3 separate regions of the Homo sapiens genome follow, and all the other regions are linked to region 3. Evidence: chromatin contacts called from ENCODE Hi-C or POLR2A ChIA-PET data. All regions are on one chromosome and are shown on one strand. Each heading gives the region's core, a stretch centred on a gene start or an enhancer-like site at or near the end of the contact. The rest is flanking DNA. Distances are from core to core; before and after follow the strand shown.

Region 1 (2,947 bases), core at 154-2,653, 130 kb after region 3:
CAGCACCGTGATGAGTGAAACTCAAGGTTTCATGAGGACACCGGGGGGCGGGAGCACCTTCAGGGCTCTGTGGCTAACTCAGGCACAGTCTGTGCTCAATAACTCCAAATGATAGGCCACTGTGGGCCATGAGCAGCTCCCTCCTTCCTGCCTTAATGAGCACAGTGTGGAGACTGAACCTCAGTCTCCTAAAGGGATGGAATTAAAGGAATTGGGTCAGCCCACTCATCTTACATCTGGGCGTACCAGGCGGTGACACACCCAGGCTGCATAGCCACACAATGCGCACCCTTGGCTGGCCCAGCTCTGCTCCCCTCCAGGCCCAGCAGCCTCCTTCAGCTGCTGAAGCTGAGGGCACTGGGGCGCTAAGGTCCTCACCGGCTGATGCTTTGGGCAGGTGCTGGGAGGCGAGGAAGAGCCCATGGCACCATCTGACTTCTCAAGGTGCCCTGGCAGGGTATCTTCCTGAGATCTCCTGGGGAGGTGGCCAGATGAGAGAGATCAGAAATGAGGGCAAAACCGCAGAGGCCAGAGCTGAGCTCTCCATCCTGTGCAGTCACCAGGCACTAAGGCCAGAGAGAAGAGGAGAGCCCTGAGCGCACAGTCAGGGAAGGCCTTGTGCAGAGGCGGCACCTGGGCAGGACAGGAGGGATGGGCAGAGGGGGTGGCAGACGGCAGACAGCAAGGACAAAGGGGAGGAGGTGGGAAGGTCCCCAGACGGCATGGAAGACAGAAAGGGAAGCCCCTCCAGCCATTCCTGCCAGAGACCCTGCCAGGGCCCAGGGGTGGGCTTGGCAGACTGAAGGGCTCCTTGCCAAGGCTGATAAAGGGAGTCTCTCACTAACTGGAAACAGGGGGCTTGCAGAACTGAGAGCCCTGTGAGAAGGGTCTGGATTCTGGTGACAGGAAGATTGGCAGGGCTGGGATAGTGGCTCGGAGCCCCCAGGGCCTGGTCCCAGAGGCTCAGACAAATGCCATGGTCCCAGGAGGCCCTTCCTTGCAGTAAGCAAAGATTTCCTCAGTTCTTTTGACTACTCCCTGGGTCAGGTGGCTTCACCTCGCTGAGCCTCCGTTTCCTCCTCTGTAAAATGGATGTGTAACCTGATAGGCTTGTTTTGAGTAGTTGCTGAGATCACAGGCCTGGCACAGAAAAGTGCCCTTCAGTTGCGGGCTCCGTGCCCCCTCGCCCAGCACCCTGTGCACCCCTCTGGTTTCTCTAGTTATTCACCAACTCTGCCCCGGTGCACTGCCTGCCTAGGGCTGAATGGAGCAGTGCGGGGGTAAATCAAGCCCACATGTCTATCACCAGGCACTAAATCTCCCCAGGGACATTCCTTACTGTAGCAGTAATGCCGCCAGCTCCAGGGAACAGGGTTGCACCATAGGGCAGGCTCCCCACACCCGGGAGGCTTAAAGGGCCAGCTCCAGCAGAAGCAGCAGGCCCAGCCTTACATGGGCACAGACGTGTCAGCAACAACAGCACCCCGCTGCAAAAATAAACAAGCAGCACCGCCGTGTCCAGAGACTCACAGCGTAGGGGATCAGAGCTCAGGCTCTGAAGTCAGACCAGGTCTCATTCCCAGTTGAGCCACTAAGCCATGTGGCCTTGGACAGGTTACTCTCCTCCCTGCTGTCCACCTCAGTTTCCTATTGGGCTGGCAGGTCTATGGTGAGGACTGAAACGCTGAGAGTCCCTGGTGCACATCAAACACTCCCTTGTAGCGCCATTGTTAATCAAGTGCCACGCACATGTGATTTGGTCCACTCCAAAGTTTCCTAAGGAAGAGACTGCTATTGTCCTTAAATTTCCAGAGGAGAAATAAAACCAAATCTCGGGCTTGTTTGGGCTGTGTGATCAATGGTCATCGCGGGACACTTGGCACTTGACCTGTGCTCCATGCAGTGAAGGGGATGGGCCCAGGCCCGGGCACTGGGAGTCCTGGCTGCTGTGCCTGCTGCACCCGCCCACTGCCCTGTCCTCCCTGGCTCCCCACCGCAGGCAGTTGTCAGGGCCGGCTTTCCCTCGCATGGTCTGATCACAAACCAGGAAGGACGGCACAAGAACTGATCTTTGTTGAGCCCCACTGGGTGAGGAAGGCCCCTTCGCTCCCGATCCTCCTCCAGCTCTGCCGGGAACTGCTTTGGAGAAGAGCAACTGGAGGATCAGAGAGGCTGTATGCCTGCCCTAGGTCACTCGGCTGGTGGGGGCATCGCCAGGAGTAGAGCCTGGCCAGCTTTGAAGCCAGCGTTCTTTCCTCTCTAGCCCACGTGCCTGGTTCAGTCTACAGTACCCCTCACTCCCAGAAAAAGAACAAAAGCATTCAACCCATGGCCTGTCTTCTGGGCTGCGAGGGACGGCCCTTTTATTTATGACAACCGGCTGGCTAAGATCAAAATGACCAGTGGGAAACACCAGTCTCTGTGGATGACTTTGTCATCAGATCACTCGAGAGAAAAGAGCATTTATCTGTCAGAGGCTCACTCTTCCTCTGCAATACCTTCTGAAATTATTGAGGGGATTTAAAACAGGAAAATACAATGTTTTCCTCATGAAAAGAACGTTTCTATTAGAGAAAGCATAGGAAATACAGAGAGATGGGGTCGGGGGAAGCCCTTAACCTCCCACCCAAAGGTAACCATTAACCTGTCTGTGCCTTCCTCTATCAGCTTTTCATTCTTTTTCAGCAAACATTTGTTGAGATCCTCCCTTCAGTGGTGCCGAAGAGCTGATTATGGTAGAATCTGTGCCCTCGAGCTCACTGTGTGCCGGGGTGCAGGGCTTTTGATTTTATAGGATGTTTCAGACACCTCTTGGGCACCACTTCAAGGGAGACTGGCTCCGTGTGGGTTTGCAGCAGCTTTGTGCAGAGGTGACGGCCCTTTGCCTGTGACCACCCTTGGTGCCTCTCCAATGTTGCAGCCCTCAGCCTTTGTGCATGGCCAGCCC
Region 2 (3,102 bases), core at 94-2,593, 250 kb after region 3:
GCAGGGGGTGAGGGAGGAGAAGACCAGGAGCTCGTGGGGCTGGAAGTGGAGATGCCCTGTTGCCTTTGCCTATGTCTGTGTGGAGTACAAAAAAGAGGTCTGGGCCGGAGATACCAAATTACTGCTGTCAGTAGAGTCAGGCAGGCCAGGTTATACCTAGCAACAAACAACCCCCAAATCTGAGCAGCTTGTAACCGCAAAGGCTCATTTCTCACTCATGCCACGTCCTTGGCGGGTTAGGTGGGATCCTAGACAGACACCTCAGAAAGGCTCTGATTTTATTCCTCAGCAACTGATGTCCCAAAGGCTACAGAATCCAGTCCAGGAGTACCCATCCCTAGCACAGGCCCCCGACAAGGCCTGGCACTTGTGCAGAGGTGCCACTGGGCAGGGCCTCTGAACCTGGCTATCTGACCCAAGCCAGTGGGGTTGGTTGGAAGTTCATGGTTCCCCATGCTGGAGGGCAGGCTGGGAAGTCTGTTTGTCCAGGAGACCTCATCCTTCTCCAAGAGCAAGACCCACTGACAGTCAGCCTCTAGAGTGAGGCAGTTCCCAGCATTTTGATTGCTTTCCTTACTCTGCCACAGTGTGCATTCCAGGAGAAAGTGTCCAGTTGGCCACGTATCGTCATGTGCCTACCCTGAGGCTGTGTCCACCGGGGGCAGGTAGGACTTCCCCAGAGAAAATCAGGGCACTGCGATCAGAAAAGGGGCACTGGGAAGCCAAGCACTGCAAATGTCCCTGCCATTCTTCACAAGCTGGCTGGGCTTGGGCTTTCTTTTTGTTTGTCTATTTGTTCTTTTTTTTTTTCGTCTATTTGTTCTTTTTTTTTAACTGAGATAAAACAAACATGCATTAAAGTACATACGCCAAGTGTACATCTCAATATTTTTTCAGAGAATTATACCAGCACCCTGGTCAAGATATAGATGGCTGGCACCAGAAACATTCCCCTCATGAATCTTCTCAGTCTAGACACCCCCAAAGCTCCCCACTCTTCCTCCCTCCATCCCATATTCTAGTGCATCTGCTTTTGAACCACACAGAGAGGCAATCAGGAAGGGTAGACATGCACCTGGCTGCCTTGGCTCATTGCTGTGCCTGCGAGAGTCCCTCGTGCTGTGATGTGTAACAATCATTTGTTCTTTTTTTTTTCTTTTGCTTCTGTGTATATTCATGGTGTGAATATACCACCCTTTTTTTTAACCAGTTCTTCTAGTGATGGGAATTTGTGATGTGGGCTCCATTTATTGTCAAACTGAACCAAACTGTTTTAGGAGGCACCGGGGCAGTAGGAGGAGCCTGGCTTTTCAGTTCTTGCCGGCATCACGTTTCCTTCTGTGTCCTGGAGCCAACCCCAGCCCAGCCCCGGCCCAGCGTCTTGAACCTGTGGGTGTTGCATGTGTTGTGAGATAGACGAGGCAAATCCAGCCTCATCCTGGGCTCCTGGCGCAGTGCTCCTGGAACCTCTCCTGATGACTGCCCATGGAAAGTTCTATTCTTGACCACCCAGTGCATACATCGGGGTCTCCTGCAGACCCAGGGATGATGTTGATCCCCCAAGAGCAGGCACTGTCCGTACCTGGCACGGGACTGGCACATGGATAGGGCCCCAGAAATATGTGTGGAATGGACGAGATTGAATTGAGTTGACACAGAGATGCTGCCCCAGGCTGGAAGACGATGAGAAGGACATAACTTCCAAGCTCCCAGAGGCCTGGATCCGCCTGGGCCTGAGGCCAGGTTCCGGCCTGGCAAGGACAGAAATGGATGCTGAGCCACTTTTTGCTACAGTCGACAGAAGACCATGTCTCTGTTCCCTGGGGCCAGGCCCTTGAAACCTGGCCTATCTGAGAGTGAGGAGGAAAAGCAGAGAAACAATCTCTCTAGACTCCCTCCCATCAGCTTCTCAGGCCAGCTGGCCACCCCCTTCTCCATCGTGGTGAGAACTCCAGTGGCCTCTTTTTCCCAGGAGAGCCTGGAGTCACCCACTCTCCCGGCTCCACCCACCGTAGTTGAAACTGTTGCAGATCTTCATCTGTGGCTGGGACTTCAGGCATGGGCCAGTCAAGGGGCATGAAGACTTGGCTCAGAGAGACAGAAAGGAGGTTGGGCAGGGGGATAGAGCAGAGGTTAGGAATCCAACTCAGCACCTCTCCTAACCAGCGGCAGCAGGCAGGGCTGGTGGGAGTTGTGAGGAGAGCATTGCAATTTGAAGCCTACCAGACTCGGTTATGAATCCCAACTCTGCTATTTACTTGCTGTGTGACTTTGAGCAAGTCACTTCACTTCTCTGAACCTCATTTTCTTATTGGAAAATGAGACTGGCCCTATACTTTAAAAGGCTATAAAGAAGATTAAATCATAGAATGTCTACAAAAAGCCCAGCATACAAAAGGGACTGGTAATTCTCCTCTTGTCCTTCTTGCCTTTGGATCTTTGCCCATTGGAAGAGACAGGACAAAGGTAGGAGTATGAGGCCCAGGAACCCAAGAGCAGCCTCAAGTTGCTCCTCCACCAAGACTGGTGGGCAGTGTGCTGGGGGTTTGCTAAGAGGTCCTCCCCTCTTCTGGTGTCTGTTAAAATCTGGCTTCCAGGATCAGCTTGGAGCAATGCTTCTTAAGAAAATCCCCCGTCCTCAAACCAAAAGCTGGAGGTGGGAAAGTACTTTTTAAGGGCTGGGAAGAAAACAAAGCTTGTTTCCTTGGACTAGGGCAGTGATTATAAACAGATGAATAAGTGAACTGAGGGAACAGAGAAACTGAAAAAATGAGTGAATTGAGGAACAATAGAAAGAATAACAGTTCACACTTAAGACACTCTTACAGGTGCACACCTTATTTAAGCCTCACAGAAAGCTCTAGGAAGTAGGTACTAGTTTTATCCCCATTTATATTTCAAGAGACAGAGGCACAGAGAGGTAAAGTGACATGCTTAAGGGCAGTCAAATCGTATAAGTGCTGGGGCCAGGATTGCAAACCCAGGCTGCTGGCTCTGGAAGCCTTGTCCTTACTGTCCCTTGATGAGATGAATTGGATGGATGGATGGATGGATGGATGGATGGATGGATGGATGGATGGATGGGTTGCTGAGTAGATGAAC
Region 3 (3,168 bases), core at 454-2,953:
CTTCTTGCCTACTGCGGTAGGGCAGTCGCTTCTCAGTGACTCAACTTTCCCAGCCACAAGATGGGTCCAGGAAGAGCCGCTTGGGGAGCAGCGGGGCCGGGAGGATGGGGTGAATGACTGCCTGGCTGTGGGTATCTGCAGCTCCTGCTGGCAATCCTTCTCACCCGCTCGGTCTCCAGCCAGGGGACAGGGACCTGGGGTCCACACCTCAGCCTGAGGTCCAAGGCCATCCTCGGAGGAGGCCCCACATTCGTCCCCCAGGTTGGTGCCCACGCCTGCCCTGGCATGAAGCCACCCTTTCTCAGGAAGTCCAAGTTACTGAAACAGATAAATCAATCTGTCAAGAAGCCTTGGAGAAAGAATCTCTCAACTCGCTCAGCCAAGAAGCTCAAAAGGCGAATTGTTCCCAGAGATGAAGAAGGAAACAACAGACACCTTCTTCCCAGGCTCTGCCTGCGGCTCTCGAGGCCCTGCCCTCCTCCCCCTGCCCCCAGAGAGCACCTGTAGGCTCAGGGCCAGCCCAGGGACAGGCATGGCAGCCCCTCGCTGGCTGCTGGGGTGGCGCCCAATTCCAGAGCCCTGTCTGGGGAAGGAGAGGGCCGAGAGCCACTGTTTGGCTCCTGTCCCAGACCTGACTGGGAGACCTTCTGAAAAACTCAGCCTCCTGATCAACAGAGGGCAGAAGACCTGAGCCACTGGCCTCCCCATGGAAGAGGCACTCAGAGCGGTATGAGGAGTAGTGCTCACCCTGGACAAACTCCCGGAGTCAGTGTGACCGTCGGAGCTGGAGGCTGGGGTGATGGGGGCCAGGGAAACCAAGCAATGGCCCCGAGGTAGTGAGGAGTCTCTGGAGGCCAGATACCCTCAAGATGGAAAAGGAACATCCTTGGAGGATTGGGGTGGCTTCTTCCTGGAGGGAGGAGGGACACATGCCGGGATGACAGCCAGCTCTGCCGCTGACCAGCTGTGTGACCTTGTGAAAGTCACTTGATCTCTCGGCGCATCAATTTCCTCATTGTTGCCTGGGCCTCTTGTGAGATCTTCCTCATGGCTTGCAGTGAGGATTGAATGAGTCGATCTGTGCCCCGTGGCCCGGGACATGGTGAGCATGTGGTAATGGCAGCCGTTTTATCCTGTAGTGTAATAACGGTGTGCAGCTAGACGTCACTCTGGGCACCTTTTCTCACAGAACTGTCACTGCCGTGCTGCAGGATGCGGATGGTTGTCTTCACTCTCCAGATGAGGAAACTGAGGCTCAAGGAAGGGCGGAGCTGCCTGAGGCTTGACAACTCTGCAGTCTGCAGCTGTGAGAGGGGGCTCTTTCTAGCCACACAGCTTTCCCTGGTTCTCGTGCGCTCTGTGAGCAGGAGGACGGGAAGGGCCGCAGCCGCTGAGGGAGCAGGAGGGGTTCGATGCAAGCCCAGCTCCCAGCACGGGAAAGCCAGGTCAAGAAACACACGGCCTCTGCTGTGGGGCTGATCACAGCTTTGTCAAAGAGGAGATGTGGGAGGGGGGAGGTGAAGGGAGCAGGAAGAAATGAATGTCAGAAACATAAATAGCCCTGGAACTGATGGACAGTCTGAGATCTCTGCGCAGACCTGGGCGCCTGCAGGCTGCCACTCAAACCTGAGCAGAAGGGTGAACCCGCCCTCACCCCACTCCCGGTTCCCTACACGCCCCAGGAAAGGGCTGTTGTGAGCGGAAGGCATTCGTCGAAAACTGGGAAGGTTGCCCAAGAAAGGCAGAGCGGGAAGCCCTCCGTGGGCAGCAGAACCGGGTGAGTCAGCCCGTCGGAGGGTCCCCCATGTGGCAGGAAGGGGAGGCACAGGGACTGGGCTCGGCCACCTGGAAACACAGGCGGCAACAGCTGCTCATGCATGAAAGGTGACAGCTAAGTGTCATCAGCCTGGGAGTGCCAGGATAACGTCACCAGGGCGAGGTGGGCCGCGGGGGTGCAACAGAGGCCCCCTAACTTCCCAGGGGAAAAAGCTCACCACTGTCAGGGACATGAAAGGACTGTCAAAGAGCCATGAAACCAGCTACGGGGATTGGGAAACTTCAGACTCACTTCTGTTTGTTTTGTGACAACATGGAAGCCACAGATGTTCTCTCAAGGTAAAAAGAACCACCAGGGACCTCTCTTGGTGTGACCTTCATCACCTCCTCTGTGTCACCTGTCCCCGCCTCCTGCTTCTCCCCCAGCACATTCCAATAGGGCCACACCCATGCCTGGAGTTTGTGGCAGGAATCACAGGAGGGGAGGGGCCGATGGTGGATCTCAGGGTGGGGGCAGCAGGTGCCATGTGTCAGGAATCAAGGCTCAGATGAAAAGTTATATCACGGCAAAGGCATGTGGCTGCTGAGGACCAGAGCCTAAGGACTGGTCAGTTACCAGCTGTCAAAGGCAGGCCAGAGGCCAAGGAAGAGTGACCAAGAGTACCTTGAGCTAGGAGCTGCGAGCAAGAGGAGGGAAGGGAGGGTGCACATTTGGAGGACTACCTCTGAACCAGGTGCCATGCCTGAGGTTCCTTTCCATGGTTCCATTAGTAGTTCCTCCTCCTGATCTTGGGAGATGAACATTATTATCTTGATCTTGCAGGTGAAGAAACTGAGTCTCAGAGAATCTCAGTAACTCACTAAAAGTCCCACAGCTTCTAAGTGACAGGGTCTGTGTGACAACACAGTGAGAAGTCGGGCTACAGCAGGGACTGGCCAAGGGTAGGTAGTCATGGGAGGATGGTCTGTGTCTTGAGAACAGACTCAAATGATGGGCTTCTCTCTGGAAAGGAGGGGCATGCCTGAGGTCAAGAATTAGGAAGTCATTTTATCAGAGAAATATGGAATCCATCATTTCTAGACCAGGGATTCCCAAAGAGGTACTGATGAGAACTAATTATGGCCAGTAAATAACAAAGCACTATTTTAGAGAGTGCATGACCCATTTTGGAGCTCACTACTCTAGAAAATGGTACACGCTGGAAATCAGAGAAAGGTTTCCAAATAAATCTGTGATAGGAGATACCAGAGAGACCATGAAATGTCCATGGCATGGAGAGATTCTGAATGGGAGGCACAAGGAGGCTGATCAAGGCTTGGCAGGCTGGGCTGCCCAATAGGAAGAGACAGGCTTTCAGGAAGAGGTGGGTTCCCTTTTGAAAAGGACAGCAA

Evidence for each region. Hi-C counts contacts between places; a loop is a spot of excess contacts on that map. ChIA-PET counts read pairs that join two places held with the same protein, here RNA polymerase II (POLR2A). Pooled maps may share reads with other maps.
Region 1: a map of vagina shows a loop between it and region 3 (3-fold over the local background). The contact joins two enhancer-like sites. A Hi-C loop is called at or near these places in 12 of 168 maps with a recorded cell type or tissue (MCF 10A, PC-3, PC-9 and 9 more) and 11 of 50 pooled maps.
Region 2: a loop to region 3 is called in a map of heart right ventricle, with 3 times the contacts of the local background. The contact joins two enhancer-like sites. A Hi-C loop is called at or near these places in 11 of 168 maps with a recorded cell type or tissue (Caco-2, HCT116, HepG2 and 8 more), 1 of 37 single-sample maps with no recorded cell type and 20 of 50 pooled maps. POLR2A ChIA-PET finds 5 or more read pairs at or near these places in 1 of 52 experiments (Caco-2).

What each region holds. Positions count from the first base shown.
Region 1 is chr2:120,538,981-120,541,927 of GRCh38, reverse strand. No RefSeq gene overlaps it. Among named protein-coding and RNA genes, the nearest start is that of LINC01101, 74 kb to the right of the region's middle. Within about 2 kb of position 1,403, at least 11 of the 41 ENCODE cell types and tissues checked have a DNase peak (open chromatin) inside an H3K27ac peak, as active enhancers do; they include PC-9, where a contact is called at or near this core.
Region 2 is chr2:120,420,231-120,423,332 of GRCh38, reverse strand. No RefSeq gene overlaps it. Among named protein-coding and RNA genes, the nearest start is that of LINC01101, 45 kb to the left of the region's middle. Within about 2 kb of position 1,343, at least 2 of the 41 ENCODE cell types and tissues checked have a DNase peak (open chromatin) inside an H3K27ac peak, as active enhancers do.
Region 3 is chr2:120,668,351-120,671,518 of GRCh38, reverse strand. No RefSeq gene overlaps it. Among named protein-coding and RNA genes, the nearest start is that of GLI2, 66 kb to the left of the region's middle. RefSeq lists a silencer at 1,612-1,906 and enhancers at 1,673-2,174, 1,325-2,524. Within about 2 kb of position 1,703, at least 8 of the 41 ENCODE cell types and tissues checked have a DNase peak (open chromatin) inside an H3K27ac peak, as active enhancers do; they include PC-9, where a contact is called at or near this core.